Linked DNA regions of Homo sapiens: region 2 is linked to region 1. Evidence: read pairs that join two places in POLR2A ChIA-PET (ENCODE). Cell type or tissue: Caco-2. All regions are shown on one strand. Links, peaks and the distances in the headings refer to the core of each region. The heading gives the core; the rest is flanking DNA.

What was found. ChIA-PET counts read pairs that join two places held together with the same protein. Peaks named below come from ENCODE experiments on the same cell type or tissue, not always from the same donor. Only the 100,000 strongest peaks of a DNase experiment are listed, where the experiment ranks them.
Region 2: POLR2A ChIA-PET joins it to region 1 with 15 read pairs; 2 of 35 experiments call an interaction of 5 or more read pairs at or near these places.

The regions. Positions count from the first base shown.
Region 1 is chr12:7,747,665-7,750,576 of GRCh38, reverse strand. It overlaps a transcript of CLEC4C not described here. Among named protein-coding and RNA genes, the nearest start is that of CLEC4C, 1.7 kb to the right of the region's middle. RefSeq lists enhancers at 887-966, 1,147-1,326, 1,347-1,426. In Caco-2, for the core only: no CTCF peak of the experiment used is centred there; a DNase peak (open chromatin) is centred at 1,466.
Region 2 is chr12:7,653,458-7,656,369 of GRCh38, reverse strand. APOBEC1 (apolipoprotein B mRNA editing enzyme catalytic subunit 1) reads left to right here. Exons shown (of 5, transcript NM_001644.5): 2 at 1,738-1,765. Among named protein-coding and RNA genes, the nearest start is that of APOBEC1, 11 kb to the left of the region's middle. In Caco-2, for the core only: no CTCF peak of the experiment used is centred there; no DNase peak of the experiment used is centred there.

The DNA.
Region 1 (2,912 bases), core at 327-2,826:
ACGTAAATCCAGGCTAATCCGCTAGAGGATGACCAAAGAGAGACGTGAATCAGCCAGCCCCACCCAGCCCACCAGCTTATTGCAGAGTGAGCTCAGCTGAGATGGAACCGATCCGATCCAATCCAAACCAGAATCACCCAGTGGTGTTCAGCCCAAATTGCTGACTCTCGGGAACTATGAACTAATTGAATAGCTGTGTATTTTAAGTTTTAAGTTAATTGATTATACAGCAAAACCTAACTGATGCCCTGTCCTGATTCCAAACACTGGGTACTCATGTTAAAAGAGCATCACCGGCCAGGCATGCTGGTTTACATCTGTAATCCTAGCACTTTGGGAGACCAAGGCAAGAGGATCACCTGAGCCCAGGTGTTCGAGATCAGCCTGGGAAATAACATAGCGAGACCCTGTCTCTACAAAAAAAATTTAAAAGATCCCCAGGTGTAATGACGTGTATCTATAGTCCCAGTTACTCGGGAGGCTGAGGTGGGAGGATCACTTGATCCCAGGAGGTCAAGGCTACAGTGAGTGAAGGTCGAGACACTGCACTTCAGTCTGGGCAACAGACTGATATCCTGTCTCAAAAACAAAAAATGGCCAGGCATTGTGGCTCACACCTGTAATCCCAGCACTTTGGGTGGCTGAGGTGGGCGGATCACCTGAGGTTGGGAGTTCAAGACCAGTCTGACCAACATGGAGAAACCCTGTCTCTACTAAAAATACAAAATTAGACAGTCGTGGTGGCGCATGCCTGTAGTCCCAGCTACTCGGGATGCTGAGGCAGGAGAATTGCTTAAACCCGGGAGGTGGAGGTTGCAGTGAGCCAAGATTTAGCCACTGCACTCACTCCAGCCTAGGTGACCAGAGAAAGACTCCATCTCAAAAAAAAAAAATATTTCTGTTTCTCACTCAGCCAGTTTCCATCTCAGCTGGGCCAGCTGCACTCCACCTGGTCCTCAAGCTAATAGATTTCACTTCCCTGAAGGCCCACAAAATCTTTTTTTTCTCTTTTTTTTTTCGTTGACACAGAATCTCACTCTGTCACCCAGGCTGGAGTGAAGTGGTACGATTACGGCTCACTGCAATCCCTGCCTCCCAAATTCCAGTGATTCTCGTGCCTCAGCCTCCTGAGTAGCCGAAATTACAGACGTGTGCCACCATGCTTGGCTAATTTTTTGGATTTTTAGTAGAGATGGGGTTTCACTATGTTGGCCAGGCTAGTCTTGAACTCCTGGCCTGAAGCAATCCGCCCACCTCAGCCTCCCAAAGTGCTGAGATTATAGGCACGAGCCACTACACCTGGCCACAAAATTCTTTAAAGAAGCCAATCCCATCCTCCCTCAAGAGCCAAGGGGCCACCTCACCCTCTTGTTACAGCAGATCCTGCCTCCCACAGTCACCCTGCTCCCAAGTGCAACCTCTGTCTGACCCTGCATGGTGTGCGGTGCCCTCCTGCCTCAGGCCGTGAGTACATGCAGCTGAACTGCTGTCAGTCTTATCTGTCCAGTGTCGGGTGTTGTGTGTCCAGCCACCCATAACCCTGGGTTGGGACTCCCTCCCTCACCAACCGGGGGAAGAAGTAGTGAGCAAACCATCTACCAATTCTTATCTAGATTTATCCTCTTCAGCTGTAGCTTTTGCAATACTCTGGTCATACTCAAAGCATTCTGCTGGGATGTCACCTGAGCTGGGCCTACATGCAATTCTGCTTTTCTTCTGAGAAAATAATTTGTCATTCTTTCTGCTTTTATAATTTGTTCTATTTTAAATTATTTTTCTCATTTTTGCCTTTGCTCCTTTCTTCTCAGCATTGTATACTCAAAGGAATACCCTCATACTCTACATTTTAATCCAAGACAGAGGAAAGCAACAGGGAGAACCCCTGAGGCAGGGGCAGAGGGAGGTTCAGGGAACTGTAAATGGGAGGTAGACAAGAGACCAAACAGGACTTTAAGTTGTTTCAGCAAGTATACAGCTTAGAAAGGATCTCATTGGTCTGGGTCCTAAAATATCTCAAAGGATGGCTGCTAACTCAAAACTTTTTTTTTTTTGAGACTGAGTCTTGCTCTGTCACCCAGGGTGGAGTGCAGTGGCACGATCTCGGCTCACTGTAAGCTCCGCCTCCCGGGTTCAAGCAATTTTCCTGCCTCAGCCTCCTGAGTAGCTGGGACTACAGGCATGCACCACCACACCTGGCTAATTTTTGTATTTTTAGTAGAAACGGGGTTTCACCATGTTGGCCAGGATGGTCTCGATCTCTTGACCTCGTGATCCGCCCACCTCAGCTTCCCAAAGTGCTGGGATTATAGGCATGAGCCACCGTGCCCAGCTCAAAACTTTTTTCTCACTACTCTACAATTAAATCTCAGTTGAACTCTGGGAAGATTCTGGAATACCTAGGTTCTTTCTTTCTCAGTGTCTATTTCACCAGTAGTTGTAACCATCCTTCAACCAAACATCTCCATTTGAGTAGCATAGGCTATAATGGATTTTCTCTATTTAAGATTACTCAGCAGTGGCCGGGCACGTGGTGGCTCACAACGGTAACCCCAGGACTTTGGGAGGCTGTATTAGTCCGTTTTCATACTGCTGATAAAGACATACCTGAGACTGGGCAATTTACAAATGAAAGAGGCTTTTTTTTTTTTTTTTTTGGAGATGGAGTTTTGCTCTTGTTGCCCAGGCTGGAGTGCAACGGCAGGAGGTCAGGAGTTCGAGACAAGCCTGGCCAGTATGATGAAACCCTGTCACTACTAAAAATACAAAAATTAGCTGGGCATGGTGGCACATGCCTGTAGTCCCAGCTGCTCGGGAGGCTGAGGCAGGAGAATCGCTTGAACCCGCGAGGCAGAGGTAGTAGTGAGCTGAGATTGCACCACTATACTCCAGCCTGGGTGGCAGAGTGAGACCCT
Region 2 (2,912 bases), core at 141-2,640, 94 kb after region 1:
CCGGGGCCACTCACACTGCACCCCAGGAAACTGAACCTCTGTCCTTTCCAGCCCAGACTTTCTTCCACGGAGTGACACTGATTAGTTTGTAGGCCAGGTGAGGCATGATTTCATAACCATGGAGTAATCTGACCAGGGTCATGCAGGGGAGCAGCAGGCCTGCGGTATATAAATTCTCAAATACACATCTTCCATTTATTTCCTTATTTCTTTCTTTAAAAAAAAAAAATTTGGCCTAGGCATGGTGAATCATGCCTGTAATCCCAGCACTTTGGGAGGCTGAAGCAGGAGGATCTCTTGAGCTCAGGAGTTTGAGACCAACCTGGGCAACACAGAGAGAACACGCCTCCACAAAAAAAATAACAAATGAAATAAAATTTTAATTTTTTAAGAGACAGGGTCTCACTGTATCACCCAGGCTATGTACAGTGACATAATCATAGCTCACAGTAACCTGGAACTCCTGGGCTCTAGTGATCCTCCCTCCTCAGCCACTCAAGTAGCCACAGGTGTGTGCTAACACACCCTGCTAATTTTACATTTTGTAGGAATGGGGTCTCACTGTGTTGCCCAGGCTGGTCTCAAATTTCTGGCTTCAAGAGATCCTTCTGCCTTGGCATCTCAAAAAGCTGGGATTATAGGTATAAGCCACTGCACTCTCTCTCTATATATATAAAATCAAAGCCCCACCAATGCCACCTCCTTTTCTATTTTCCAAACTACTCCACCACCATGGTCTGCACCACTCCCTGTGAGGCCCCTCAAAGCTGTCCATGCCCATGTCTACATTAGGCTTCTCTACCCATCGTGTCATAACATTTCCTGTATTTCCATTTCTTTCTTTCTTTTTTTTTTTTTAAGGAGTCTTGCTCTGTCACTCAGGCTAGAGTGCAGTGGCGTGATCTCGGCTCACTGCAACCTCCACCTCCTGGGTTCAAGCAATTCTCCTGCCTCAGCCTCCCAAGTAGCTGGGATTACAGGCATGCGCCACCACGCCCAGCCAATTTTTTTTTGTATTTTTAGTAGAGATGCGGTTTCTCCATGTTGGTCAGGCTAGTCTGGAACTCCCGACCTCAGATGATCTGCCCGCCTCAGCCTCCCAAAGTGCTGGGATTACAGGCGTGAGCCACCACACCGGGCCTATTTTTAATTTTTATTTTTGAGACAGAGTTTTGCTCTTTTGCCCAGGCTGGAGTGCAATGGTGCGATCTTGGCTCACTGCAACCTCCTCTCCCCAGGTTCAAGTGATTCTCCTGCCTCAGCCACCCGAGTAGCTGGGATTATAGGTGCCCGCAATCACACCTGGCTAATTTTTGTATTTTTGGTAGAGACAGGGTTTCACCATGTTGGCCAGGCTGGTCTCAAACTCCTGACCTCAGGTGAACCACCTGCCTCGGTCTCCCAAAGTGCTAGAATTACAGGCGTGAGCCACCGCACCCGGCCTCTAAGAGGCTTTAAGAAGTGACTTTCCCATTGTGCTTAATCATTTTTGTTGAAGCCTTAAGGCAGACTACCTTGTTTGGGATTGGGCATCTGGGAAAAGAGATTTTGGCAGAGTCCTTAAAAATCTTGCTTTTCTTGGGTACAATGAGCTGGTCCAATACAATTAATCCATGAGAGAATCTTCAAATTCCATTTTCTGAGATGATTTGGAGGTTTGGAATAATAGAGCACTTTTTCTTAGCAACTCATTTGATATTTGAGTGTTGTTTGACATAATCATATCTTGGTCAACAGGTCCTTCAACCGGTGACCCCACTCTGAGGTAAGAATAACACTATCACAGTGCCCATTTAATTTGATCAAGAATCAATGGGTATTTAAGAGCTGTGCATGGTGGCACATGCGCCTATAATCCCAGCTACTCAGGAGGCTGAGGCAGGAGTAGGAGGATCGCTTGAGCCCAGGAGGTCAAGGCTGCAGTGAGCTATGATTGCACCACTGCACTGCAGCCGGGGTAACAGACTGAGACCCTGTCTCAAAAAAAAAAAAAAAAAGGAACTGTGGATATAGCTTTCTTTATTGTTCCTTTTCTCTTTTGCCATTTTCCATTCTTTCTTTCATTTTTGCCTTTTCCAGTTTCATTTTCTATGGTTATTGTTTTTTATATCTTTGCTCTTATGTCTTTTGATCTCTTTAAATAAATGATTTTCTAGCTTGCTTATCTGTTATTGTCTTACAATTTCTCTTCTTTTTTTAAATCGCATGCTTTTATAGCCATTAGTGAAATACCTGGGAAACTCATTTGTCACTTTAACTTCATCTTCGTTTTATAATGTCTGCCCATTTTTCAGACATAGGACAGGGAAGTCATGTTAAGGAATATATTATCTCTTGATAGGTGGAAGGATTGATCTATGTAGTAAATGAATGTGATACTTTAGGGATGAGTGGGAACTATTAGGATGTAATAAGCTTGTGACTTAACCATATTGCAAAGAAGAGTCTGCAGTTCAATTCTGAGTTTCCCTTGAGTTACAGCTTTCAGACATAGAGAGTGTTAAATCTAAAGACACCACTGAGAGCAAGTAGAATTTCTTTCTTATAGGAGTTAGTATATAGAATCCTAATGTGGAAGAATCTTGAGGCTAAATTGCTCTTTTGTCTGTTCTTGACAATACAATCTTGTTGGCAATTTGAGGCGTCAACACTTGAGAAAATCTGGTTAGAGTCCATTGAGGAATAGAAAAGATAAGGATTGGAACATAGCACCTCTAGGTGTAAAATAGAAAAGTTAGAATATAGCTAGGCATGGTGGGGCACACCTGTGGTCTCAGCTACTCAGGAGGCTGAGGCAGGAGAGTAGCTTGAGTCCAGGAAGGGGAGATCAGGCTGGCCAGCTTAGAGAGACCATGTCTTAAAAAAAAAAAAAAAAAAAAAGGGTTAGAATATAATGAAGGAAAATTTAAAAG